2 separate regions of the Homo sapiens genome follow, and region 1 is linked to region 2. Evidence: read pairs that join two places in POLR2A ChIA-PET (ENCODE). Cell type or tissue: OCI-LY7. All regions are shown on one strand. Links, peaks and the distances in the headings refer to the core of each region. The heading gives the core; the rest is flanking DNA.

Region 1 (9,202 bases), core at 668-8,667, 70 kb before region 2:
AGATGAGTGCACAGTCACCAAACCAGGGGCACCTCTGCTTTAGTCTAGAAGAAGTAGAACAGTGTCTGGCCACAGTAGTGAGAAATAGAAGCTAAAAGACACTTCCACCCATGCACATACGCAAATCCCTGCTGGTACCTGCATCATTCTCATTTCCTCACTCCTTTGAATCCAAGAGTCCTACTTTCTGCTGTTTTAATGCCTCTTTCTCAATATAGCTAGATTTCCTAGCATCCGCATTCTTGGAACACATAGAAAGACTTTCCTCCAAGCCTTAGCTTCCTGTTTCTCTGATCTGGACCCCAAAGGACTCACTCAACTATCCAAAAGTAATATCCCAACTTAGACACATCCCCTGGCACCTCTGTGGGTGAGTTTTTCCTCCCTCACCCCATGGAGGAAATAATTTACTAAGCTCAGTCAGACTGAGATGCTACCACTTAAATATGCTCCCAGTTCTGGCAGAAATCAGAAGGAAAGGACCACGCACAGTACAAAAGAATGAATCACTAATGGTGGAATTTCTGGCATCAGTGGCAGATGGCACTGATGGACTGAAGTGGGTCCACAGTGCATGCACTTCAGTGACCCTGAGTCACCTTTTATACAGTATCATTTTGTTAGCTCAGTCCTGCCCCCTAAAAGCCTAAAAAACAGGCTTTGAGCATCAGCACTAAAATATGGGGTCAGCTCCCCATGCTTGCTCACAGAACTCATGGAAAAGGCCCAGTGCCTTCCCCAGCGCCTACACCCAGCACCCTAGGTGTTGGAAGGGGGTTGCACCTTTCTCTTGGCTTTCCCAACCCCACTCTTCATTGGTCAGCATTGCTGTCCTGGAGAGTTCCTAGGGGCACTTAATAACATCCTGCTCTGTGTCAGCACCTCAGTGTGTGGACAGCTCCTTCACATGTTGTCCTTAACACCCACCTCCACCTCCCTAATCAGCACTGTGCCCTTGAGGACAGCTCCCAGGGAAGCCAGTTCCCCACTGCCAGCTTTGTCCTCCCCAGGGGTACTGTCTTTCAGCACCAGGACCACGTGGGCAGTTCTCACTCCCAGCCTAGGTTAGTCAACCTGCTGGGGAGAGAGGGGGCCTGTAGTTATCAGGTTCCCTGACCTCAGCTATCCAATCCCTCCCCAGCACTGACCTCCGTCCATCCATCAGCACTTCATTCCCAGAGACAGCTCCCTAGGCCCCAGCCCTCCATGGTCAGAGGTGAAGCCTGAGGCCTCACCAACCAGCCAGTGACCTGTTGTGTGTGGTCAGAATACTGACCGCAGAAGAACCCTGTGCCTCACTGTAGAAACCAGAAAGGAAAAACGGCAAAGAAGTTGGTCTGCTGGACAGAAGGGTGTGAGCCTAGGTTGCTGTTAAGAGTGCCTGTGTATGAGAGAGGGCTGGCCCTGCCACCCCTTAACCATAAGACCTTACACCAATCACTGCACACTCAGTCTGTCTTCTCCTGTATAAATGGCGGGGCTGGAGTACCAGTGCAAAGCATCGTTGTGAAGGATTAAACAAGCTAAGTGCATAAAGCAGTGCTGAGCACCTAGCAGGAATGATGTTGGTGTTGCTGTTATCATTTTTTGTTCTTCTTCCAAGCCTCTTCTTGTAATCCACAGGGACGGAGCAGACAGTGGGAGAGAATGAGGGGGATGAGGGCAGAAGAGGACAGTGTCATGTTGGCCAGTTAGGCCAGTTAGGACCTGGAGGCTGGAGGCAGCCAGTGCTGCAAAGAAGACCTCAAGAATTTCAGTGCAGCAGTAGGGAAAGAGTTGGGCAGTGCAAGAGAGGATGGTGGGATGTGGCTGAGGCATTTGGCTGAAACCAGAGTACAATGTCCAGAGCCGCTGGCCCATCCCAGGCAGGGCCACCATCCCCAGCATTCCCACGGCATGTTCCCTCTCTTGCAGCCCAAAGTGAAGCTTCCCCAACACTTTTCTGCCTCAAACAGGCTATCTTGTCTGGATCTGCTAGTGACTTTACTGTTTTAGCCTCATTAGAAACTCCACAAATATTTTTTAAGGAAATTATTTCTAAACATGGAACACATAAAAGGTACAAATTTTGGAAGGCAGGCACCGCAGTCAGAAGCCCAAGGGTGGGCAGTGGATGTCACAGATAGAAGGTGAATTCCGGTCAGGTCATGCCTTCCTGATTCTAGGGCATTTCTCCTTCCTTCGGCCTCCAGCCAAGCACGACTTGACCTGCAACTGGGATGTCCATTTCTGCTAGACACAAGGCAGCAGCAGGGAAGCCCTGGGAACTGTGCATGACCCAAGAAGCAAGGATCCTTGAGGGTGGGGCTAAAATAACCCTTCAACACTGAGCTTCTGTCCAGATTGCACCCTTATTTTACAGAAGAGGAAACTGAGGCAGGAAGGGCCATAGTGCAAGTTGTTGAAGGACAAGGGGATGCAAAGGAAAGGCAGAGGCTTTGGACAGAGAAGACATACTGAAACTATGCCAAGTCCTACCCATATGGCCGTGGCGATTGTGGCCTCTCTGAGCCCCAGCTTCCTTGCCTATAAAGTGGGGACAGCAACACCACACAGCCCATGGAAGGCACTTGCTAAGCAATTGCTGTTCATCATAGTCATCACACCAAGATCAAAACTGAGTGGATCTGATTCCTGCTGTTCATCATAGTCATCACACCAAGATCAAAACTGAGTGGATCTGATTCCTGCTGTTCATCATAGTCATCACACCAAGATCAAAACTGAGTGGATCTGATTCCTGCTGTTCATCATAGTCATCACACCAAGATCAAAACTGAGTGGATCTGATTCCTGCTGTTCATCATAGTCATCACACCAAGATCAAAACTGAGTGGATCTGATTCCTGCTGTTCATCATAGTCATCACACCAAGATCAAAACTGAGTGGATCTGATTCCCAGGGAAAACCCGAACCAAAAGTTGTGCAGAAATCACTTGACCCAGCCTGCACATCCTGACCATGGGGTTGAGGTTACTGGGGGGCTCTGTGTGGCAGAGTGAGCAGATGTTAAACAGCAGGAAAAAGGATCTGAGTGTCTCTCTTGCTCTCCTCATAGTCCCAGTGCCCGGGGCAGGGCCTGTGATGCAGCTCATTAGTTTTATTGGGTAGGTGGATGAACAGATGGATGGAGAGATTGATGGATTGACAGATGGACAGACAGCTAATGGTCAAGCAGACAGATGGAAGGATGGACGAACGGATGGATAGACGGATGGATGGTTGGATGGATGGATGAGCAGAAATGGAAGGTTTTTCCTGCCATCTAACATTGGCAACTCCTCTGAGAACAGAGGACAGTGGAGTGAGTTGACCCTGGTAGGAAGGTAAGGGCTGGACCTCCCCTTCCTCAGGCCAGGCGTGAGGGTGAGAAGCTCCACAGGAAGCCCTGGATCCCTCTCACTGCCTGCCCCTTAGACCTACGTCTGCCACCTGTGCCTTCAAGGCTGATGCAAGGCGGTTTCTTTGGGATTTTTTTTTAGATTTTCCTTTTCTGGTTAACAGAATAGGAGTTGTCTAAAAATAGCACTAAATTTGCTTCTGAGGTATTCATTTTCAGTTCCCTTCCTCTTTCCCTGTTCTCTCTTCTCAACTGTGAGAGTTTGTGAGATTGTCTTCTTCAGCTTTGAGCACATACACAGACACTCACACATCATGGGGCTTGCACACCCAGAGACAGGTGTGGCACAGATATCTTGGGCTTGCTCTCTCTCTCTCTCACACACACACACGCACACTCATGCTGACATGCTCCAGTAGACCTGTGTGGCACACCTTGTCCTTTGGGGTCACTCACACCAACCACATGTCCACTGATACATCATAGAGACCCTCTTTCCCACACACAAAGCACGGTCACTTACAGGCGTACTCTAAGACCAGCATTTGCACACTTCTTCTGACACAGGTGTGCCCCCAGACCCTGTCCCACTCATACTAAGAAAACCACCATAATGCACTCCCACTGACCCTGCACACCCACACTCATCTTGCATATCTATACTAGCCCTGCATACTCACACTAACCCTGCACCCACATATGCCTTGTACGCCCATACACCCTACACACCCACACTTAACCTGCACAGTCACACTAGCCATGCACACTCACACTGGTCTAACACACCCACACCCACCCTGCACACCCACATTTACCCTACACTCACACACTCACCCTACAGACACACTGATCTAGCACACTCACATTGGCATGCCTGCTTACATCCACACTCACCATCAGGCTCTCCCTCCTTACACACACGTGCAGAGGAAATTGCCTCCCCCAGAGAGGATATCTAAGAGAATGGCTGAGGCTCTCTGGGTGAGGACAAGGGAGGAGCTGTTGGCCCTCCACCCCCAACTGCAGGCTGAGTTCACCTGTTTCCTTGGGTTCAGCATGGAGGAAGAGGGTTCCCCATCACTGGGGCAGTGGGCCCCCTACAGAAAGGCCAGAATTTGCAACCAGGAGAGGAAAGCAAACATCCTACCTCATGGGAACTATAAGTAGTTCATCAAGACCAGAACAGAAGGGAAACTAGCCTTGTTTGCTGTGCCAACAAGCTGGAGGCCTCCCCAGCCACCTGAGAGGTGACAAGGAGCCTGGTGGGCATGGGAAAGTCAGAGCTGAGTTCCCTTTGAAATATGGCACTATGGGGTACATGCTGGTCTGGGAGCGATTGGAGGCAGGGAGTAAGTTAAATTTTCATAGGAGAGTCACCATTTAACAAGTGTTTCCTCGTTGCCAGAAACTGTGCTAGCTCTATCTCAATCCTTACAAAACCCTGTGAGGTAGGCTGTAGGGTTGTCTCCATGTTGGGGAGGGTCAACCAAGGCACAGAGGATTAAGAGCCCTGCCCAAGTCACATAACTAGTGACTGGCAGAGCTAGGCTTCCATCACTGGGGATCTTCAGACCAGACTTGTGCCCCACCTCAGTCATTGATGATTCAATGGAAAAGTGACCTTAAAAATACATATTAAGGTGGCACTTAAATTCAGCATGTCTTAAAACAGAAGAATTTGGCATCCAGAAGTTATTTTTAGCACATAATTCATGTACGACTGTCCCAGCTACCATCCTTCAGTTAGGATTTGAAAAGCTGTTGGTTTGGGGATTTGTTTTGTTTATTTTTTTATTCTTCCTTCGAAAGATAGATTCCTTCTTTGTTAAATTAACTCCACAAACAAAAAAATATTGCTCCTTCCTCTCCCAACCTCCCTTCTGGCAAAGACTTTTTATTAAGGCACCCCTAACCTATTCTTGAGTCATTGAAATGTAACAATACAGAGTAATTTAAATGCTAATAAGATGAAACTGAAATGCATAAATCCAATATTGTCAGAATGTTCTCCTGGATTCTGAAGGGCCTGGCACATCAGAGCCTGAAGGGACTCCAGAGAGCACTAATCCAATCCCTTCACTTCCCACATGGGGAAACTGAGGCCCAGAGAAGAAAGGGGCTTGCTCAGGGTCACACCACTGGAGCTGGGAAAACAAGGAGGAGATTCTCACTGGGCTTTGTCTCAGTTGGCTGTGTGACCCCTAGTGTGTTGCTCAACCTCTTTAGGCCAGGTCTGGCTATATGCCCTGTCCAGGCCTGTGTGCCCATTGCTTAGGGCAGGGGTGCTCACCTGTGCAGTGTTGAGAGCTGACTGCAAGTGAACCTCATTGCAACCATGAGGGAGGAACATTTGCTAATAACTAGGAGGAGGGGAGCAGGGGGGACTCAAGGAAGCCAGTGTTTCATTTTCTGCTCTGGGCCAGGAGCTGGCTCTCATTGAGTCCTTGCAGCAGCCTGTAAGACAAACAGGGTCATCCCCACTTTACAGAGGAAGCCCAGCAAAGTTAGATGACTTCTCCAAGGTCACATAGTTCATTTAGTCTCTCAGCCATAGAGTGGTAGGTCACATGATATTTGGATGAGGCAGCAAGAGCCTGAGAATCTTCTGGGGTTGTGGCTGAGGGAAGTCGTCCCAGCTTCACCCTCACTCTGATGCCTCATTACAAAGAGGGGAAACTGGGCAGTGGAGGGCAGTGCATGCATCTCAAAGAAAAACTATGACTGCTGATTTTGTTATCTTTCCTGACCCCCCAGAAAACTCTTAAGGTAGGCAGGGTAGGAATCACTAGCCCATCTTACAGATGAGCAAACTGAGGTCTGAGGACCTATCTAAAGTCACAGCTTCCACAGGCAGTAGACCCAACACCAAATATTTATTGAGTGCCTTCTGGATGCCAGACACTGCACTAGGTACAGAAGAGACATAGCAACTGCCCACATGATGCTCTCAGAATCCTGGGGAAAGAAAACAGTTAAGCAGGCTCAAGCAATACAGTGTGAAGTGTACTACAATCTGGGAGGCACCTGGGAGTCAGGAGCATTTATGCAGTCTAGGTGGTCAGGAAAGGCTTCCAAGGAAGGGAAACTGAGGCTGAACAGGACAGCAGCTGTTAGGGAGGCAAAGGCCCAGGTAGTGAAGAGTGTTCTGAACAGACACATGGCACATCTGCAGGAGTCAGGCATCTGAGGTATTCTAGGCAAACTATGGGGTCCTCAGTTCTGTCAATCTGTGAAAAGATCATTTGTATAATATCATACAAGTAGCTTTTGTGCTGGTGGACTTCACATTTTTCCAGCAAATCTTGCTGTCAGAGCAAGCACCAAAGTGGGCTCTACAGCTTGGAATGAAAAAACAAAATGCCCAGAAAAGGGGTGACCTCATGTTTGCACCCATGAGATGAAGCAGGGTTAGGGAACAAGCCACATCAGAAGAGGTAGAGAAGGAAGTATGAGATCAGTCGCCTTCAGGGTGGAGTTCTGATTTTTAATTGATTTTGTTATCCCAGAGTTCTGTCCCTCTATACTGGCTCACACTGTTTTCCTTCTGCACCTTTTACTAGCAGACAGTTGTGTATTTCAGTTTCTTCATGATTCATCTTTTTATTAAGTCCTTCTTTACCTGAAGAAAAAAAAATCCCTACTTGGAGCTGAGAGGAAAGGCATTCCTGGTTACCCCGGGCCAGTTCAGGTCTTCCTGCTTTGTGTGTCCACAGCACCTGGGGGTCCCCATGATGGCAAACTCTTCAAGTCATAGAAATCACTAATTTAGTTGTCTCTCTTCTTCACTGTGGGCTCGTAGAGGGCAGAGTTCCTCTCTGGATTGTTCAGTGCCTGGCACTGTGTAGTACCCAAAACACAATCATTGAATGGATGGTTGGATGGGTAAGTGGATGGATGGATGGATGAGTGGATGGGTAGATGGGTCGGTGGGTGGTGGGTGGGTGGATGAATGGATGGAAGGGTCAGTGAGTGAGCGAGTGCATGGATGGATGGATGGATGAGTGGATGGGTGGGTAGATGGGTGGATGGATGGATGAATGAATGGAAGGGTGGGTGAGTGGGCAGGTGGATGGGTGGGTGTGTGGATTGATGGGTGGGTGGGTGGATAGATGGTTGAAGATCATTTTTCATCTTATCACAGTAGTCATTAAAATCAACAGTAGCCCACTAACTCATGCCTACTGTTGTGATCACAGATATAATTGCTGCTAACGATTCTCATAGCTTGCTTGTACTGTCAGAGACGTAATTATCAGTGCCTGTAAGCCACTCCGCAGGTAGCACAGGCACAGATAGAAAACAGCAGCTCGGGTTTAGAAAGTCCCTTGTGGATTGCAAAGCACTTTCATTCACATATGGCACTTCATTTAAGTGTCATAAGAACCTCATGAGGGAGATTCACCAGGGGAAGCAGAAAAGCATCCTGATTAGGAATGTGTCTCTGGACCCAGACTGCCTAGGTTCAAATCCCAGATCCACCACTCACTAATCTTGTGATCTTGAGCAATTTACTTCATCTCTCTTGGCCTCAGTTTCTTCATATGTTCTAGGGATAATAGGTCTCATAAAGCGCTTTTATGGATTGACAATAATAATCACAATAATTTGAGTGCTGACTATGTTCTGGGCTTGGTTCTAAGTATTTTAAACGAAATAACTCATTTAAGCCTCATAACATCTATGAGGTAGATACTCCTATTCCCCTCTGCTTTTTGTAAGATAATGAAATCAAAGTTAATTTCCTTCCCATTCAGCTGGGAGATGAAGGAGCCAGAATTTGAACTCAGAATGAGTGGTTTCCAGAGCCCTATGCATAACGCCTTGCAGCGTCTCTGAGATAGATATTTCTGTAAAACACTCAGAGTGCTTGGCACCTAATAAGCACTCAATAAATGCTTATCATGTGCCAGTCAGGCAATGTTATATATCAGTAGCCCCAAATTATAGATGCTGAAGCTAAGACAGAGAATCCAGGTGACTAGCTCAGAATCACAGGTGATTTCTACTGCCAGTAAGTTTAGTGCAGGTGTGGGTGGTAAATGTTCACCAGCTTTGCCTTCACCCAATCCAGACTTGTTGCTTAAGCGTCAAGGACTGAGGCCTCCTGGGGCTCCAGGTCAGTCCCAAGTTCCTTCTGGACAGAAGGTCTGCATCTCCTCATCTCAATTCTTTTCCCTGAGTAAGCAAAGCCTGTTCTGGAAAGTTCTTAGTCAAATCACCTCCCCAGCGCTCACCCCTCCAGCGGGGTTCAGCCTTCCCCCAGCATCTGAGACCCATCTCTCCTACAAGCCCCAGCCACTGCATTGGCCTGAAGGACCCCTGACCTCATTTCCTTCCTTCTGCCCCAATTGTAGCCCATTTGCCTCACTCTATCCTTGTCTTACTCCTGCCATTTGGATTTTCTCTACCCAGCTTCCTGAACATACACCAAACACATTTACACTGAGCAGGCAGCAGGAAGAGCACTGCTTAATGTAAAAGCTCCCGCCCCATCCCTGCACGGACCTAGTGCCTCATCCAACCCTGAACAAGGGCCCACATGTTCTCAGAGGTCTCTCCTTGCCTCCTGTGGCTGGCCCTAGACTGGGGAGGGAGCCGTATTGAGGCTCTGCACTAGCTTGTAGCAGGGGGAGGAGAGCATTCGGCCCAAACCCAAATGCCAACACTCTCCCCAGAGAGGTTCAGCATCCTAGACCAGGCCCCTGCCAGGCCCTTCTTACAGGGTAGTGGACAAGAGTCCAAAGTCTAAGGTTGAAAAGATCTTCCACTCCGTGGCATCTCCCCACTGTGTGACCTTGGGCAAGTGACTTCACCCCTCTGAACCTCATTCGCTTGGTCTATAAAATGGAGGTAATTCTAGT
Region 2 (9,202 bases), core at 845-8,844:
AGCTGCCAGCTCCCTGCTGCGATGGGAGTGATTAGATTAGAAGGTGATTTGGGAGTCTGATTATCGTGGGTGGAAATTGGCCCCCTGCATCTTTTTCCATCCTGTCTTGGGTTGGGAGGTGGGGAGCAGCCTCTTGGTTGCCACCTAAGCCAGAGAACCAATGCCTTCATTTCCAGCGAACCTTTCTACTCAGAGCAGAATGTGTCTCAGACCAGAATGTGAGGGCCTTGCCCCTGGAGGCTAAGTGGAAGGTAACAAAGACAACAGGCTCAGGGACAGCAGAGAGTTCAAGTCCAGGCTCTGCCCCTCACCTGCAGAGTGACTCGGCAGTCCACCCCTCCACTCTGAGCCTCAGTTTCCTCCAGTTTGAGGACTAGATGAGATCATTGAGCGTGGAGGGCAGCATGTGCCCTGCACACAGTAGGTGTTCTACAGAGGTCAGCTTGGGTGGCTGTTACTGCTTTCTGTGCCCTATGAATGCAGCGTAGTGTTCCTTCCTCTCCTTTGAAGAGTCTCCAGTGATACCCGCCATGAGACCCCAGTTTCTTATCTGTCTAATGCTGATATGTAACAGCCCCTCCTCCTAGCACCCTAACAAGCCGAGCTGGTGCCCACGGAGGCATCTTGTCAGCAAGTTATTATAATGAACAAGGCCCTGTTACTGGCCCTCAGCAGGGTGACAGAGCAGGGTGGGGTGCTCCAGGGTCTGCCTGTGATGAGAAGCCACCAGGCCTGGGCTGCTCAGCCTAGAGCCAATGTCTGAGCTCATTCTGTGGTCCCCACTGTGCCCTGCCAAGGGGGAAAAAAAGCACTGTCCTTCTGTCCTGGGAATGGCCAAAGAGCTTGCCATCTGAGAATCTGGGTTCCGCACACCCCCTCTGTGAGCCTTCATGACTTGGTTTCTGCATCTGTGCAGGGAGAGGCTGGCATTTACGTGCCTGAAAGGAATCACTGGAGAGTGTCTGTCTCTCTGTAAAGCACTTTGAGATCCTGAGACCCCAGAGACCAAGAGGCTAGATTGTTGCAAGCGCACACACACACACACACACACACACAAAAGCATGCACGCACACACACACAGGCACACACACACACAACATCGGGATATCACTCAGATCCTACAAGGAAAGGGACAAGGTGGGTGATACCACTTAAAAAGTGAAAACAGATACCTTGCTTAAGGCAAGCTCTTTAGGTCTGACCCAGAACCCCTCAACCCTTATTTTAGATACAATTCTAATGAGTTTCCTGACATAGACTTCAAATCTGAGGCAAACCAAAACACAGTGAGAGATAAGTTATGCTGAAAACAGGAAGAAGTGGCACCTAGTCTCGAGGGGACAGAAAAGAGAACTCTGAAAAGCAGAAGTGAGTTCCAGAAGCAAGGCATGGCATGTCGGAGAGTCACTGTCATGGCTGTCAAGGCCTCTGTGACACTGTCCAGCCAGGCCAGGGTGGAATTCTTACTCCCCCATCTGAGAAGGTAGTGTGTCCTGCATCATATACAGCTTTCTACCCAGAGTAGCAAAAAAATAAAAACAGGAAAAAAAAATGTGTGCCTGGAGAGCCAACCTTCCAGCATCCAGATTCTTCCAGCACCAATCAAAGGACAAAGGACCAGCAGTGCCGCATTCCCTCGCTGCTAGAACTGGGTGGGCATAGCTGCTGTCTACTTCCCAGACTGGGTCCCAGCTGTCCTCCTGGGGTCACCTTTGCTTCCCCAGTGAGGCCATGGCTTCAGGGGGCTTTTTTTTCCAATTTTTAAAATTATATTAATAGTAAAATACACATAACATAGAATTTACCATTTTAACCACTTGTAAGTGTACAGTTCAATGGCATTAAGCACCTTCACGTTTTTGTGCAACCATCACCACCATCCATCCACAGAACTCTTTTCATATTCCCAAACTGAAGCTCTGCACCCATTAAACACTAACTTTCATTTCCCTTCCCCAGCCCCTGGCACCCACCATTCTACTTTCTATCTCTGAAGCTGATGACTCAGGGGACCTCATGCAGGTGGAATCATATAGTATTTATGGTCCTTTTGTGGCTGGCTGGCTCACTTACTTACTGCAGTATCCTCAAGGTTCATCCATGTTGTAGCCTGTGTTCAAGTTTCTTTCTCTTTAAGGCTGAATAATATTCCATTGAGTGTATAGACCATATTTCTCCCCTCTCTTCAGCTTATCCTCCCTCTGAAGCCCTTGCTTGCTGTTGGACAAGTTGCTCTCTGAGCCTGCATGGTGGAGAGGCTGCCTGCAAGCAGCAACAAGGCTCTCTCATGAAACAATAGCTGACACTGAAGCCCCAAAGATAAAACAAATAAAAGTAGAGCCATCCTGACCAAAGGCCTCCTTCACCCACCATAGCTACACTTCCAGCCCCTGGAAAGAATGTCAGGGTCCTTTGGAACCCAGTTTGAGAAATCTAAAGTTCTAGGAAAGTGGTTCTTAACCTTTCTTGCAGCATAGACCCCTGGAGTAGTCTGGTATCATCATGTGCCACACCTATTCCAAATAAAGCCTTGAAATGCATAAAATGAAATGCATGAGGTCCCACAAGATCCCACTGAGGTCACAAAGGAAACCAATTATATTGGCATAAAGTAGAAAAAAAATATGTGGTATAGTAATGAGTGTACTTTATTAGAACACTGAATAACAAGATCTAGCAAGCAGTTGCATAACCACTTTATTTATAAAATAGAGATGAGCACCAACAATGCTGCAATAGCTGTAAAGTGATATGAAAAAATCTGTGATTTTTGTAATGTGTGTAGTGGCATCATGGACACTGATAACACTCCTGGAGTTTGATGTCTACATCTGTAAGGGTGGTAGAGGAGTGGGGAGAAGGAGACAGAAGGAGGAAGTGACCCTCCAGGGCAGGTAGTAGGTGGTGGGCCTGGAGATGTTTGGGGTACCTGAGAACTGATAGGTAGCAGTGTTTCCACCCCAGCACTGTCCTGAGGTGAAAGCATCTTGAAAGAGCCCACCACACACACAGTGTGAATCTTAACCATAGGTGATGCCCCATGACCTCTGCAGGCAAAGAGCCAGGAGCTGACTGAGACCACATTTTTTCACTCCTTTGGGGAGACGGCTTCAACCATGCAATGGTAACTTGGCTTTTGTCCCCTTTCCCAGGAACCCACGTGATGGAGGGCTCAGGACGGATGTTGGTGACTGCTGTGGGTGTGAACTCTCAGACTGGCATCATCTTTACCCTCCTGGGGGCTGGTGGTGAAGAGGAAGAGAAGAAAGACAAAAAAGGTAAGCCTAATCCCCTTGCAGACCAGGAGAGGAGCTCTTAAGGCCACATTTTTTTTTTGTTTATTTGTTCACTCAACAAAATAGTTATTGAGTGCCTTCTACGTCCGCACCCTGTGCTGACAGCCACCTCCTGCATCCTTAAGGCCTGCATGGGCCAGGTAGGCTCTGTCTGTTCCATCTCCAGGTCTTGTCCCAGTCTCTGTCTTGTCCAATCATGTCATGGAGGCCCCTCCTTCCCCTCCGGGCCAGGCCAAGGATGCTGACCATGTTGTTGAGTCTCCAGCCTCAAGTGGTGGAAACAGCCAGCATCAATTGGTCCCATCATCACTCCAGTATTGAGTAGAAATCCCCACCCATTGGAAGCATATTCCTTCCAATATTGTCAACTCCACTGAGCAGAAATGAAAATCCACCCAGCATAGATTCATCCAAGACATGGGCAGAGGAGATTCTGGGAAAGGTAGCCAGATGCATGGCTCCAAATCAACCATTATGAGTTTACTCTCCAGTGCTCCCAGACCTACCATCTTGTCTGAGTTCTGATTCTTCCTCCTCCTTGAAAATAAGATTCCTTATTCACTGGGCTCTCCTCAATGCAGCGAGCTGACCACCCAGGCTAAAACTGTCTCTCAGAACAGAGGGAAAGATGCTCAAACAAAAAGCTCAAGTCTCTTCAGGCCAGGCCCAAATCCAAAGGCCCAGGCTTCTGGTCCCAGCACAGCTGACTCCTTACCTGTCCCCACACTTGATCTCAAAGATAGCCCCCCTTTCACATTTTCAGTCTTTTGTCTCCTTCCTCAAGCACAAAGGGAGGATCTGTGACATTCAGAACTTCTAGAACCCCAGAAGGGAGATGAGAGGACAGATGCCTCCCCCACTGAGTTTTAGGGGCAGCCCTGCTCCCTCCAGCTCTCAGAGGCTAATCAGGCACAGAGCTTAGGTCGAGACTGAAGATTACTTGTTCCTGAAGGCAAAATCCATTTTCTAGGGGGTCCCCTAAGATTATGGTGGCCCCTCCAGCAGGACAATGGGGCTGAGCTGTGTTCTGGGAAATTAGAAGGCTGGAGAGAGTAAAGGGGTGCTGAGGCTGAAACTGAGGAAAGAGTCGTGACTAAGAGTCCCAGAGGACATAAGGAGAGTGTGCACATGCTGGGTTTGAATCTGTGGTAGGATGGCTGAGCCCTATTCCACAATGATAGCAGTTAGGCAGATCTAAGCAGGTAGGCAGGATGCAGCAGCCTGTACTCATTGTCTTCACCTCACTGAGGCTTGAGTGAGGGGAAGACGCCCCCAGACTCTTCTATGGGCCAGATCTGTGGTTTTTAAAATGCTAGCAGGGCCAGATCTGTGGTTTTTAAATGCCAGTAGGAAGACAAGTGTCAACTGCCCCAGAAGCACAGTTCAGGGTCCTTCGCTGAGCATGCACCTGCACTCCTGTGAGATGGAGATGTCAGAAAAATAGCCTCATGTAGAAGGAAGATGGGGAATGTGGAAGGGATGTGGCAGAGGAAGCCTGGGGGAGCAGTCCAGCATCTCAGGCCACCATGAGCAGCATGGCCTCAGCTGGGCCCCCTCTGCCCTCCCATCCCATCACCTCCACTAGGAACATTGCTTAGAGCCCGCCACATGTCCCCATTTCAGGATGACCCTAGGTGTATGGCCATGTGTGTATGCACATGTGTGTTTGTGTGTGTGCGCGTGCGCATGGGCAGATGAGGCTGTGTGCTTCTCCTTCATTAACATGTCTCAAAAATCATCACACAGGTGTGAAGAAGGGGGATGGCCTTCAGCTACCAGGTACAGTAAGACACCCTCAGGGTAGATGGGCTTTTAGAAATAGCAGCAGGCTTTGGTCATTGGGCCCTGCCCCTAGACCACCAGCACACAGCTGGAGGAGGCCACATGCCTGTGGGTGGCTCCACCCCCCAGACCCTCCTTTGTGCCCTCCTGTGATGCCAGCCCTGTGGGACAAGCCAACACCCCACTCCACCCTCTTGCCCTTACAGTGCCTCACCCTACCAGCCAATGCCAAGTGGTACCACCCCCATCTCTACACCACCCTTAGCCCTGCGTACCAGCATGCAAAGCTTGCTCACCATCATAGGACCCTCCCCTCAGGCCCTGCTCTCCCCACCAGCACCCCTGGGGAGCCCATGCCCTCACGCAACAGTGTGCTTCACCCAGTGGGGCCTCTTCCTGCCCATAGAACACTATTCCCTACCCACAAGAAAGAGCAAAAGGTGTGAATTTAGCCATCTCATATCACTTTTAATTTCTAAATTAAGAAAAATTCACTAGTGCCTTTTCCATCCCATATACAAAATGCAACATGCTTGATGTCACCTTTTAAATTTGGGGGGCATCTCACATGGGAGTTCCCAAAGCAGTCTCTGGAATGCCAGTTAAGGAAGGAGGCAATGGCCTGAATCAAGGGCATGAATCCAGTTAAGTCAAAGTCATCACCATTAGCAAATGTTCTTCCAGAACACCCTGATGCACAGAGATGGTGGTCATGGAGAATACTCATTCTGAGTGGTCCGTGCCCACGCTGCACTGCCTAGTGAATATTTTTCCACTCCTGGCCCCCAATGGGCAGCCAGATCTCCTCATTTCATGGAGCCCTCTCTTCCAGGGGACTCTCTTGACTGGTTGGACCAGCAGGGTCCAGACCTCAGCACAGACCAGCACCATCCCAGCTAACCACCCTGGTCATCCACCATGCTTTATTTGAAAGACCCTCCATGTCTGAGTTTCTCCCCTCAACCTCTGCGGCATCTCTATGGAACATTTCACCCCCACCCCAAATTTGAGTTTCTTGGTTTCCAAAGGATAATTTTTTTTTTTAAGAATAGAGTCATGTTATCTCCCCACAAGTTGGTTCATGTCTTTGTCGTTGTTGCTTTTCTCCATTGTGACACTGCATTTTCCATCCCTCCCACCCCCCTGCAGCAGCAGACGGTGCGGCAGCTTCAAATGCTGCAGATAGTGCGAATGCCAGCCTAGTCAATGGTATGTCTCCCACGGCGAGCTCCTGGTCATGGTTGGATGGGCGTCTCTCACCCCCACCCCAACTTTGGGCTTTCTTTCCTTGTTCTGGACTGCACAGATCTCGGATGTGCATGGGCCGCTGGGACAGTCACCTTCTCACATGGGGCAGGCGCTTAAGACAGGAGCCACAGCCGGGGGAGTCAGCTCTGCAACCTGTCAGCCTCACAGCTGCCAAAAAGGTGCTGGCTCCTGTCGAGCCCTTGACTCCCCATGGAGCCCAGATAAGAGACGAGACTTTGGCTTCAGATTGGCTCCCAAGAAGGAGCGTCCCACCTGGCATGGCCCTCTCCTAAGTGTATTCCTGGCCCTGGCTTTGGGAAGAAGGCCTGGGATCAGGGCTTGGGCTGAAGCTGGCATCTGGGTCCCCAGCAAAGGCTCTAGTCCTCGACTCTAAAATTTCCTCGAGGCAAGGGGACCCAGGCCGGGATTCAGCTCCTTGGCCCTGTCCTGTAGCATGGCTGAGCCAGCAGTAAACAGTTTTTCCTCTTCTCTTTCACGGAGCCAACGGGCAGGGGGTTCGCTTGGGCTCGGGCCTGGTTCTGTCCTTCGGATGTGGACTGGTGTTTCTTGCTGTTGCCTGTGCTGGAGCGTTTGTCCTGGGTCACAGGGGTGGAGGGTGGGGGAGAGGGGCTGGCACTGTGTACTGGTGTCTGCATCTTAATCTCCTTACACGCAAGCAAGAAGGAGTTCCATTCACTTGCCCCCAAAGCCTTTAGAAGATTTCGGATTTCTATCCCCTTCTGGCTTCAGAGCAACAGACAAGGCTTTTGTTTACTCAGATACCACCCCTATCCCCAAATAAAGTGACATAATAGTCCCCCAGGCTACTCCTGAACTGTTGAGAGCCATTAGGGCTCCATCATGAAAACATTGCCCCAGAGGAGCTGAGGGCAGGGGAAAATCTTTTTCCCACCGTCTCTGCATACCAGGCACTGGGCTGTGGGTTTCTCATCCATTATATCATATCATTCACTTCTCACCACTCCTGCAAAATATGGAGACTTGTTCCCCGCAGCCTCCCATCCCCTGCCCTAGACCTCTCCCCAAGCCACCTGCATTCAAAGTGCCCAAAGATGGAAGCACCTAGTAGGTGTCGGGGCTGAGTAAGGCACTTCTGCGAGCAGTGCCTTGCCAAGAAGGACTAATTCTGGTATGGCTCTATTTCAGGCACAGGAGGAGGAAGGATGACAGCTTGGGGAGTGGGAGGTGTCATGCCTCAGGGAGGGGTGGCTGAGGGTGACAAGGAGAACCCATGTGGGCAAACCCATGGCTGAGAGAGAAGGAACCTAGAGGGGGCACCCACTTCACCCCGGCAGTGAGCCTGCTGAGCTTTGTGAACATACAGACCCCATCCAGGCTGGCCAGTCTCAGAAAAAAGGGCAGCTTTACTTCCAGACTGCAGCAGAAAACCCCAAATATCCCAAGAGAAACTGTAGGAAACGTTCATTTCTTGACCACCTACTGTATACCAGGCACTGCTGAAAGCATTTCATATTCACCATCTCATTTAATCCTCATGACACCCCCATGATACAGGTTTTATTGTCCCCACTTTAAAGATGAGGAGACTGAGGCTCAAGGAGACCAAGACACTAGCCTAAGGTCACAGAGCTAGAAAGTAGCAGAGCTGGGATTTGAACCCAGAACCCAGACCTGGCTGGCTCTAAAGTGTGTGCTTCTCCTCCTGATCCAGGATTTCCCAGTGGAGTGTGTCTTGTAAGTTTCACAAGGATGTTAAGAGGGCTTTACCCCAAGAAAAGGATTCTGTGGTCAAAGATGTTTGAGAACCACTGGATTGAATTGATCTCTTCCTGGTTACAGAATTAGTCCTGGTTACAGGACTGCTCAGAGCCTTGAATATGCTGGTGTGTAGCGGAGAGTTACAGAGTCACATAGAGTTTCCTAGGCTGATTTGACTGCAAGACCTTTCCTGGCTGAATCCTGTGGAATTGGTCTGCCCCATAATATACTCTGGGAAATAATGCTCTAAGCCATTGCTATTCAAAATGTGATCACAGGACCCAAAGCCTGCACATCACCTGGGAGCTCCTTAGAAATGCAGAATCTCAGTTTTTTATTTTATTATTATTATACTTTAAGTTTTAGGGTGCACACGTACCCTAAAACTTAAAGTATAATAATAATAAAATAAAAATTAAAATTAAAAAATTAAAAAAAAAGAAATGCAGAATCTCAGACCCCACCCCAGACCAACTGAAGGAGAATCTGCATTTTAACAGGCTTTCCAGACTCCAGGTGAGAGCACATTACAGGTGGAGAGGCACAAGGTGGAACCTTGCCGATTGAGAGAGAATTAAGTGTTCTTTCCCCTCCTTCCTCTGAGCCAGATCACAATGACTTGGATATGGAAAAAAAAAATTAGGGTGATAATTTTTCCCTTTGACCCTGCTCCCCCAAGCCCCCAACTGAAAAATGGGTGTGGTCCATTCATCTTGGAAGCATTATGATTGCCATTATTATTTAGTTATTTTTCTTTTACATTACTAGTGTGTCACTATGTAATACATGACCTGTAATCATGGTTATAATCACAGTTAATTATACATCATGAGGCCGGGCGCAATGACTCATGCCTGAAATCCCAGCACTTTGGGAGGCCAAGGCAGGTGGATTGCTTGAGGTCAGGAGTTGGAGACCAGCCTGGGCAACATGGTGAAACTCTGTCTCTACTAAAAATACAAAAAAAAAAAAAAATTAGCCGGTCATGGTAGTGGGCACCTGTAATCCCAGCTACTTAGGAGGATGAGGCAGGAGAATTGCTTGAACCCAGGAAGTGGAGGTTGCAGTGAGCTGAGATCATGCCACTGCACTCCAGCCTAGGAGACAGAGTGAGACTCTGTCTCAAAAAAGAAAAA

What was found. ChIA-PET counts read pairs that join two places held together with the same protein. Peaks named below come from ENCODE experiments on the same cell type or tissue, not always from the same donor. Only the 100,000 strongest peaks of a DNase experiment are listed, where the experiment ranks them.
Region 1: POLR2A ChIA-PET joins it to region 2 with 11 read pairs; 1 of 35 experiments calls an interaction of 5 or more read pairs at or near these places.

The regions. Positions count from the first base shown.
Region 1 is chr3:10,452,088-10,461,289 of GRCh38, reverse strand. The region is part of intron 1 of ATP2B2 (ATPase plasma membrane Ca2+ transporting 2); the gene reads left to right. Among named protein-coding and RNA genes, the nearest start is that of ATP2B2, 49 kb to the left of the region's middle. RefSeq lists a silencer at 811-1,105. In OCI-LY7, for the core only: no CTCF peak of the experiment used is centred there; DNase peaks (open chromatin) are centred at 949, 3,489 and 4,439; H3K4me3 peaks cover 579 bases; H3K27ac peaks cover 1,545 bases.
Region 2 is chr3:10,382,353-10,391,554 of GRCh38, reverse strand. ATP2B2 (ATPase plasma membrane Ca2+ transporting 2) reads left to right here. Exons shown (of 23, transcript NM_001001331.4): 6 at 3,153-3,278; 7 at 5,043-5,075; 8 at 6,228-6,287. Among named protein-coding and RNA genes, the nearest start is that of MIR885, 7.6 kb to the left of the region's middle. RefSeq lists a silencer at 1,264-1,464. In OCI-LY7, for the core only: no CTCF peak of the experiment used is centred there; DNase peaks (open chromatin) are centred at 1,314, 2,024 and 4,590; H3K4me3 peaks cover 1,840 bases; H3K27ac peaks cover 3,885 bases.